Regions from separate parts of the Homo sapiens genome. Here region 2 is linked to region 1. Evidence: read pairs that join two places in POLR2A ChIA-PET (ENCODE). Cell type or tissue: GM12878. All regions are shown on one strand.

Evidence for each region. ChIA-PET counts read pairs that join two places held together with the same protein. Peaks named below come from ENCODE experiments on the same cell type or tissue, not always from the same donor. Only the 100,000 strongest peaks of a DNase experiment are listed, where the experiment ranks them.
Region 2: POLR2A ChIA-PET joins it to region 1 with 10 read pairs; 4 of 35 experiments call an interaction of 5 or more read pairs at or near these places.

Annotation. Positions count from the first base shown.
Region 1 is chr10:61,985,944-61,990,943 of GRCh38, forward strand. The region is part of intron 3 of ARID5B (AT-rich interaction domain 5B); the gene reads left to right. Among named protein-coding and RNA genes, the nearest start is that of ARID5B, 87 kb to the left of the region's middle. RefSeq lists enhancers at 318-980, 980-1,119, 2,220-2,469. In GM12878, no CTCF peak of the experiment used is centred here; a DNase peak (open chromatin) is centred at 2,268; H3K4me3 peaks cover 565 bases; H3K27ac peaks cover 4,564 bases.
Region 2 is chr10:62,116,048-62,121,047 of GRCh38, forward strand. No RefSeq gene overlaps it. Among named protein-coding and RNA genes, the nearest start is that of LINC02621, 140 kb to the right of the region's middle. In GM12878, no CTCF peak of the experiment used is centred here; no DNase peak of the experiment used is centred here.

The DNA.
Region 1 (5,000 bases):
TTAGGGATTGTTTTGAACACAAGACTGGAAGAGATTCTTTAATACTGCAATCTGAAACCAGAAATTTGCGTCTCATAAAAATCACGAGAATTCTCAAAGCCACCAGCCCACTGGAGGGTCTCTGAGAGGTACCTGGGAATACCATGAATCTGACAGGGCTCTTCTCAGAGGTTCAGAGTCAAGCAGAAGGCAGCTGGGGTGTGTTGAGAACAGTGTGAGATTTAAAATAGTGCCAGGCAACTTGCCCCTGCCATTAGCTGGATGACCTTGGGCAAGTCATTCACCTCATTGAGCTGCCTGTGTCCTCCTGTATAAAATGGGACTATTCTTGACAGACCCTAAGAGAGATTCTAGGAGGATTGAATGAATCTAAGCACATGAAAGGGCTTTATAAATTTGGGAGTGTTATACAGATGAGTGATTATACCATGCATAATAAACTATTTGTAATTATACAGTGTTAAGCTGGCTGTGTGTGCTGAGAAGGAGAGCTGAAGGGAGCAGGGCAATTGCTGTAATCAACATTCGGGTGTGTTATGTCCCCAAAATGTGATCAGGGAAACACTAACTTGTTGAGGTGAGCCATGAATGACAAAAAAGTGGGGGAGGGTGAGGAAGCGGATGGGAGAGGATTTCATGGTAAAATAAAGTCAGAAAAAGCAGCATCTTCCCCCCTGTGCATTAAAATGTCCATTAGCATGTTAAAGGCTCCAAGCTGTTTGTGTAACTTTTTGTTAAACTCAGTGTTTCCCGTGCTGTGGTGCCCCTTTTCCACATAACCCTTGGTAACATACTCCCTTCTTTCTCAAGGAACTAGTGTTCCTTGGCATACTTTGGAAAACAGCTTGCAAAGCAATAATCAGACAAGTACCTACGGGGCGTTCACTGTGTGCTACATTAGCCTGACTACTTTGCATCTTTTAACTACTGTTAAAGACCCCCCAGGAAGTCACTGTTCTTAAGTCCATTTTACAGTTTGGGAACCCAAGGCTTAACAAAAGGAACCAAAGGAAGACTATAGAGATGGGGTTAGGGTGAAAAGAACCATGAAGACATCTGGGCACTAGTAAGAAGCAAGAGGAAGACATAGTGCTACCTGGTGAAAGCTGCCGTCAGGGTGGAGCTGTGGCCTTGGCCAGAGCTGCCAGGCCAAAGCAGAGATGGGGCAGAGAAGAAATATGACAACTTCTCACTCTTTCCCACATGCGATCTGTTAGGTGTCTCCCATTGGCTGAACAAGCAGAAGCCAGCCAGCCCATGAGGGAGCCCAATGATACAACATTCAGGGGTCACAGAGCAAGGAAGAAAGAATGGGTAATAGATCCGGGAGTAGGATGAGAACAGAGGGACAGTGAATAACCAGAAAAAGAACCAACATTAATTAAAAATCTATCATGTGCTTCGCTTGTTTCCAGGGTGTTAGGAATTCAGACATGCTACAGACCTAGCTCCTGCCCTTCAAAGAACCCATATTCTGGAAAGGAGAGTCCAGCTTGAACAAGTAAATGCAGCCAAGTGTTACAGAGTAACTGTATCTTAGAAATTAAGCTGATATTCGTGATCCAAAATAGCAGATTTCTGGCAGCAAGACTATATTCTCTAGATCAAGGGTCAGCAGAGCCAGATAGTAAATATTTTAGATTTGTGCACCATAAGGTCTCTGAGGCAAATGCACCACTCTATAATCACACAACTGTGCCGTCGTAGTGTAAAAGCAGCCAAAGACAATATGTAAATGAATGTGCATGACTATGTTGTAATAAAACTTTATTTACAAAAACAGGTGTTGGGCTGAATTTGGCCCATAGTTTGCCAACCCTTTCAAACAGAAATAACCTTAAAGAAATATCTGAGAGATACCCAGAAACAGGGATCTGTAGCACTGGTAACTCATGGTATGAAACCACAGAACTATCACTGGAATTAATATAGTAGTCACGAGCAATTTGTTTATTGTCTTTTATGAGAAAAGAGAGGTAGGTTTGGATGTTAGAGATTGGGGAAAAGGGGATATTTGCTGTGGAAATGATTTTCAGCAGATGGTAGGTACTTTGGGAAAGGTGGCTAAACTAGAGCCATCCTCCTCCTGTCTTACATCAGCTTACTCAGTACTAACCCTGTACAAAAAGGAAGTAAAACAGAGCACATCTGTATCATCAGCTTTCAATGATGTTCTTCCATGGTGCACTGTGACAGCACATTAGAAGGTGCCGGAGTTTTTATATGACTGCTTTGCCGTGAGATTAAATAGTGGTTTCAGTTTCCAGTAGGTTTCATAAGTATCTCTTTCAGCTGTTAAATTACTTTTAGTAATGTGCACACTAGAAAAAGAAAGAAAGAAATATCCATTCTGAACAACTGGGTGTCATGACAGAAAACAGAGCAGATGGTTTTGTGGACATGGCACCAAGTGAACCTGTAGCTGGTTACAGCAGAAGGATATGTTTAACCCAGAGGAGAGGGCTCTCACCAGGTCTTAACAGTTGAAGCTTTTAAGAGATTATTATTTTACTTTGAATTGATTTTTGTTATTCACCAGAAACCAAAGGTGGCAAGCGAGAATCTCTACTAAAATAACTATACTTGCTAACTTTGGGTCTTTGTTGGGGCTTTGGGGTATCAGAACAATGAAATAACAGGCACTGTGAGGCTTTTCCTCCTGTTCTGTTCTCCTCTCCTAGCTATATTTCAGAACATCTTATCTCAAGATAGTTGGCCAAAAGGAACCTGTACACAGAACAACCTCATTTTTCCCAAGTGCCTCTTCGGACCCAGGACACAATGATTTTAAAATTTCTTTTCAGGCAGACGCTCTAAAGAGAGCTATGCTGTTCAATAAGGTAGCCACTAGCCACCTGTGACAACTAAGCCCTTGCAATGTGTCTTGTCCACTTCAAGAGATGCTATAAATGTAAAATACACACTATATTTTGAGAGCTTACTATGAAAAAATAATGTAAATATGTCACTAGTAATCTTTTTTTTTCTTTTACTTTTTTTTTTTTTTTTTGAGTCTTGCACTGTCGCCCAGGCTGGAGTGCAATGGTGCAATCTCGGCTCACCGCAACCTCTGCCTCCTGGGTTTAAGTGATTCTCCTGCCTCAGCCTCCCAAGTAGCTGGGACTACAGGCATGTGCCACCATGCCTGGCTAATTTTTTGTATTTTTAGTAGAGACGGGGTTTCGCTGTATTAGCCAGGATGGTCTCGATCTCCTGATCTCAAGATCCGCCCACCTCAGCCTCCCAAAGTGCTGGGATTACAGGCGTGAGCCACCGTGTGCGGCCAGTAATCACTTCTATTGATCACATGTTAAAATAATATTTTGGATATACTGGGTTAGATAAAATAGCTTACTAAAGTTAATTTCACCTGTTTTCTGTTTACATTTTCAATGTGTTAATTACAAGTTGGCTCACATTGTGTTTCTATTGAATAATGCTGCTCTAAAAGATTTTTGAAAAAAATAATCCATGTATTCCTTTGCCCAGTTTTAAGTGGACATCTACATTTTTAATCATGTTTTGAATAAATTTTGTGTTAATAAGTAAAAAATGTTAAACATGATAGGAAATGAAATAAGATGGTGATTAACTATAATTAGAAGACATATTACATATGATTTGATAAAAATCTGAAGTTTAAATCTGTGTTTAATAAAGCACAACAGTTCTAAAATAAATTATCTAAAATTTTTATGCATAGGTTTATGCAGTTTATGTCAAAAAATCTGGTAGCCTTGCCGTGCATTCCAGCTACACTTTAATGGATCAGCATCGTTAACCTTTATTAGTTTGGCTTTTCTGAATTTAGAGCATCATAACACAGGCCAAAGTACTCTATTTCTAATGCTAAGCTTCCTCTTGAACAGAACTATGTGCAAAAAGGGAAAGATCAAAAGGCTATGGCTTGAGGTTCCTTGATAGATCAATAAGGAAGCATCTCCAAAACCAATACTTTGATTTGACTCTTTAGTGCTCATAATAGGACTAGGGATGGAGGATGGGTGAAGAAGGAGATGGGCTGTTCTGATTGCTGGCTCATTCTTGGGCAGATGCATTAGGGAGTGGAGTAGTATCTAAGTTGAAGATCTGCCCCATCCCTATGTAGGTTCCCTTTAAAAAGTCTTCTCGTACCCTCAAAGGAGAGATTCACCATTTTGAAGACCACTGATTTAAGATGAGTCACTGACAGAGGCAAGAGGCCTTTTCCCTTCTTTCCTTGTTGAGCTGCCCCAGAAGCCCTGCGGTAAGGTGAAGGAAAACAATGCAACCTATAAAAGTGCTCTTGACACAGATGTTAGCTCCCAGAAGTCAGTGCAGTTGCAGAGGTGGCTCAGCACTTAGAGCATGGTGGACAAACTCCTCAAGTGGCGAGATTATTTTATTTTTTAAAGTCACTAAAATGAGATGACTGCCTAACCACATGACCCTTTGTCTAAAAAAGGCCTGCCAGGCAGTGGCTACAGTCATGTTGGGCAGATAACCTTCTCCAGATTCCTTCAGCCTTTTAGGAAGTGTCATTGGTTCAGAGCCTGTGGTGAACTAATGAAATGACTGCTCTTATCCTTTGGAAGAAGGCTCAGATGTTTACTGCAACACTGTCTGTAGGCAATTACATTTGTCAGCACTCTCAAAGGTCTAGGAGGGATACCAAAGAATTAGGACACCGATTCTGTGCCCTCCAGGATATATTCTAGTTGTGGATTGGAGAGACACCACTTTTCCTCCCCAGAGCAACCAAGCATGCATCTACACAGAAAATATAACCCTTCCCAGATGTTCCCCTCTTTGTCATTGTTGTGTAAAATAGACATAACATAAAATTTATTATTTTAACCATTTTTAAGTGCACAATTCAGTGGCATTAAGTACATTCACAATATTGTGTAACTGTCACCACTATCTATTTCTAGAACTTTTTCACCATTCCTAACAAAAACTTTGTATGCATTAAGCAATAGCTCTCCATTCCTTCCAACCCTCCTAGACCCCCTGCACCT
Region 2 (5,000 bases), 130 kb after region 1:
GGCCTGTCCCCTGACACAGTGGGTGGTTTGTTGGGGAGACATGAGGAGAAAAGTAGTGTGAGGAGCCAGAAGGCAGAGCAAATTGCACATTGGCAGCCCTGGCTCATCAGAGGCCAGGCCTAGGATGTGAGGCTAGCGGCCTAAATGCCAGGTGTCAGGAACGCGAAGTGTTAGGTTAGTGCAAAAGTAATCGCGGTTTTTTCCATTACTTTCAATAGCAAAAACCGCAATTACTTTTGTACCAACCTAATAAATATATGAAAATTGGGGTCGGGGCATGTTTATCAGAAATGCTTAGTGTTACTGACAGCCTAGTCTGAAGTTTAGAGCCTCTCATCACAGAATACCAAGGCTCTCTCTCTCTCTCTTTTTTTTTTTGAGGTAGAGTCTCACTCTGTCACCCACGCTGGAGTGCAGTGGCACAATCTCAGCTCACTGCAACCTCTGCCTCCTGGGTTCAAGTGAATCTCCTGCCTCAGCCTCCTGAGTAGCTGAGATTACAGGTGCCTGCCACCATGCTCGGCTAATTTTTGTATTTTTAGTAGAGACAGGGTTTCACCATTGTTGGCCAGGCTGGTCTCGAACTCCTGACCTCAAGTGATCTGCCTGCCTTACCCTCCCAAAGTGCTGGGATTACAAGTGTGAGCCACCGTGCCCGGCCTCAGAATACTAAGGCTCTCTTATTTCTTCTCTCTACTTTCTGTCAGATCCATAGCCTGCTACTAGAACATTCCTTTTAAACAATAGATTGATGGTATTACTCCTCTGCTCAAAAATCTCCCTCTTGAAAAAAGGTAATGTCAATGGTCCTCTTATTGATTGATTTTTAAACAACCTTATAAAGAGTCTCTAAATAGCTCAGATTTTAAAAAAACATTATTTTTAGTTGGCATGTAATAATTGTAGACATTATGGGATAGAATGATATCTCAATACATGTATACAATGTGTAACGATTAAATCAGGGTACTTAGCATATGTGTCACCTTTTATCATTTGTTTGTGTTGGCAACATTCAAAATTCTCTCTTCCAGGCCAGGCGAGAGGCAGGCGCGGTGTCTCACACCTGTCTGGGTGGCGGTGTCTCACGCTTGTAATCCCAGCACTTTGGGAGGCTGAGGCAGGTGGATCACTTGAGGTCAAGAGTTTGAGCAAGCCTGGCCAACATGGTGAAACCCTGTCTCTACTAAAAATACAAACAAAAAAACACACACAAATAATTAGCCAGGTGTGGTGGTGCATGCCTGTAATCCCAGGCTACTCAGAAGGCTGAGGCAGGAGAATCACTTGAACCCGGGAGGTGGAGGCTGCCATGAGGCAAGATTGTGCCACTGCACTCCAAGCTGGGTGACAGAGTGAGTGAGACTCTGTCTCAAAAAGCAAAAAAAAAAAAAAAAGAAATTCTCTCTTCTAGCTATTGAAAAATATACAATAGATTATTCTTATCTATAGTCACCCTACAGTGCTATATAATACTAGAATTCATTCCTCCTATCTAGCTATAATTTTGTATCCATTAACAAACGCTTCCCTATCCTCTCCTCCCCACTATCTTTCCCAGCCTCTAATAACCACAGTTCTACTCTCTACTTCAATGTGCTCAAGTTTTGTCGCTCCCACATATGAGAGAGAACATGTGGTATTTATTTCTTTGGGCCTGACTTTGATGCATATGACAGGATCCCATCATTTTTAATGGCTGAATAATCCATTGTCTCTCTCTCTCTCTCTCTCTCTGTGTGTGTGTGTGTGTGTGTGTGTGTGTGTGTGTATAAATTTCTTTATCCATTCCATGTCTATATCCAGTATTGACATACACTTCGGTAGATTCCATATCTTGGCTATTGTGAATAGTGCTGCAATAAAAATAGGGGTGCATGGCCAGGCACAGTGGCTCACGCCTGTAATCCCAGCACTTTGGGAGGCCGAGGCGTGTGGATCACCTGAGCTCAGGAGTTCGAGACCAGCATGGCTAACATGGTGAAACCCTGTTTCTACTAAAAATACAAAAAAATTTAGCTGGGCACGGTGGCACGTGCCTGTAATCCCAGCTACTCAGGAGGCTGAGGCAGGAGAATCAATTGAACCTGGGAGGCAGAGGTTTCAGGGAGCTGAGATCGCACCACTGCACTCTTGGGAAACAAGAGCGAAACTCCATCTCTCAAAAAACAAACAAATAAATAAATAAATAAATAAATAGTGGGGCAGATATCTCTTCAATATACTGATTTCCCTTCCTTAAGATAAATATCCAACAGTGGGATCGTTGAATCATATGGTAGTTCTATTTTAGGTCTTTGAGGACTGTCCATACTCTTTTCCATAATGGCTATGCTAATTTACATTCCCACCAACAAAGTATAATAGTTCCCTTTTCTCTGCATCCTCACCAGCATTTGTTATTTTTTGTCTTTTCGATAATAGCTGTTCTAACTGGGGTGACAGGATATCTCATTGTGGTTTTAATTTGCTTTTCCCTGATAATTAGTGATGGTGAGCATTTTTTCATGTACATGTTGGCCATTTGTGTGTCTTCTATTGAGAAAAATCTATTCAGATCCTTTGCCAGTCTGATTATTTGTGGGGCTTTTGTTTTTGTTTGTTTGCTTGTTTTTGCTATTGTTTGCATTTCTTATATACTCAGGATATTGTCAGATGAACAGTTTGCAAATATTTTCTCCAATTCTGCAGGGTTTTGCTGCACTCTGTTGACTTTTTTTTTTTTTTTTTTTTTGCTGTGCAGAAACATTTTAGTTTGAAATAGCCCAATTTGTCTATTTTTGCTTTGATTACATGTGCTTTTGAAGTCTTACCCATAAAATGATGGCCCAGACCACTGCTTTGTAGCATTTTCCCAATGTTTTCTTAAAGTAGTTTTATAGTTTCAGGTCCTACACTTAGTATTTAATCCATTTTAGTAGTTTTTTAAAATATATATATGGTGAGAGATATAGGTCTAGTTGCATTGTTCTGCATGTGGATATCCAGTTTTCCCAATACCATTTATTGATGAGGTGGTTCTTTCCTAATGTATGTTTTTGGTACTTTTTGTTGAAAATCAGTTGACTATAAATATGTGAATTTGTTTCTGGGTTCCTATATTCTCCCGTTGGTTTTTGTGTCTGTTTTAATATCAATACCATGCTGTTTGGGTTACAATAGCTTGTAGTATATTTTGAAGTAGGGTAGTGTGATGTCTCTAGCTTTTTCTTTTATTTCTCTCTCTCTTTTTTTTTTTTTTTTTTTGGCTATTTGAGGTCTTTGGTGGTTCCATATAAATTTTAGGATTTTTTTTTCTATTTTTTTGAAGAATGTCATTGGTATTTTGATACAGATTGCATTAAATGTGTAGATTGCTTTGAGTAGTATGGCCATTATAGCAATATTAACTCTTTCAATTCATGAATATGGGATGTCTTTTCATTTTTTCTGTTCTCTTCAGTTTCTTTCATTGTGTTTTGCAGTTTTCATTGTAGAGATGTTTCACCTTCTTTGTTAAATTTATTCCTAGGTATTTTATTTTGTTTTTGTAGCTATCATAAATGGGATTGCTTTCTTGATTTCTTTTTCAGCTAATTCATTATTGGTATATAACAATTCTACTGATTTTTCTATGTTGATTTTGTATCCTGCAACTTTACTGAATTTGCTTATCTATTCTCAGATATTTTGGTGGAGTTTTTAAGATTTTCTCTATATAAGGTTATGTTGTCTGCAAATGTAGATGCCCTCCATTTCTCTCTTGCCTAATTGCTCTAGCTAGGCTTCCAATACTGTGTGTAATATGAGTGGTGAAAGTGGGCATCCTTGTGTTGTTCCAGTTCTTGGAGGAAAAGCTTTCAGCTTTTCTCTGTTTGGTGTGATGTTAGCTGAGGGTTTGTCATACATGACCTTTATTGTATTATGTTCCTTGTATAGTTAATTTGCTGAGAGTTCTTATCATGAAGGGATGTTGAATTTTATCAAATGCTTTTGCTGTGACTATTGAGATGATTGTATGGTTTTTGTTCTTCATTTTGTTGATGTGATGTATCACATGTACTGATTTGATTTGTATATGTTGAACCATCTTTGCATCCCTGAAATAAATCCCCCATGATCTTTTTGATGTTCTGTTGGATTTGGTTTGCTAGTATTTTGTTGAGGGATATCGGCCTATAGTTGTTGTTGTTATTGTTGTGTTCTTGTCTGGTTTGTCTGTGTTTTCATTTTGTTTTGTTTTTAGAGATGGGGGTCTTACTTTCTCTTCCGGGCTGGAATGCAGTGGTGCAATCACAGCTCACAGTATCCTCAAACTCCTGGGCTCAAAAGATCCTCCAACCTCCACCTCTCTAGTAGCTGGGACTACAAGCATGCACCACAGTGCCATGCACAACTGATTGTTTTTTTTTTTTGAGACACAGTCTCACTCTGTCACCAGGCTGGAGTTCAGTGGTGTGATCTCGGCTCACTGCAATCTCTGCCTCCTGGGTTCAAGCAATTCTCCTGCCTCAGCCTCCCGAGTAGCTGGGATTACAGGTGCACGCCACCACGCCCAGCTAATTTTTGTATTTTTAGTAGAGACGGGGTTTCACCATATTGGCCACGATGGTTTCGATATCCTGACCTCGTGATCCACCCTCCTAGGTCTCCCAAAGTGCTGAGATTACAGGCATAAGCCACCACGACCAACCAATTTTTAAAATTTTTTTGTAGAGATAGGGTTTCACCATCTTATCCAGATTGGTCTCAAAGTCCTGGGCTCAAGCAATCCTCCTGCCTTAGCTTCCCAAAGTGCTGGATAGGCATAAGCCACCACACCCGGCATGATTTTTATTTTTTAATTTGTAATTTTTATGGGTATATAGTAGGTGTATATATTTATGAGGTACATGAGATATTTTGATACAGGCATACAATATGTAATAATCACATGAGGGTATGTGGTGTATTCATCACCTCAAGCATTTATCATTTCTTTGTATTACAAACATTCCAGTTATACTGTTAGTAATTTTTAA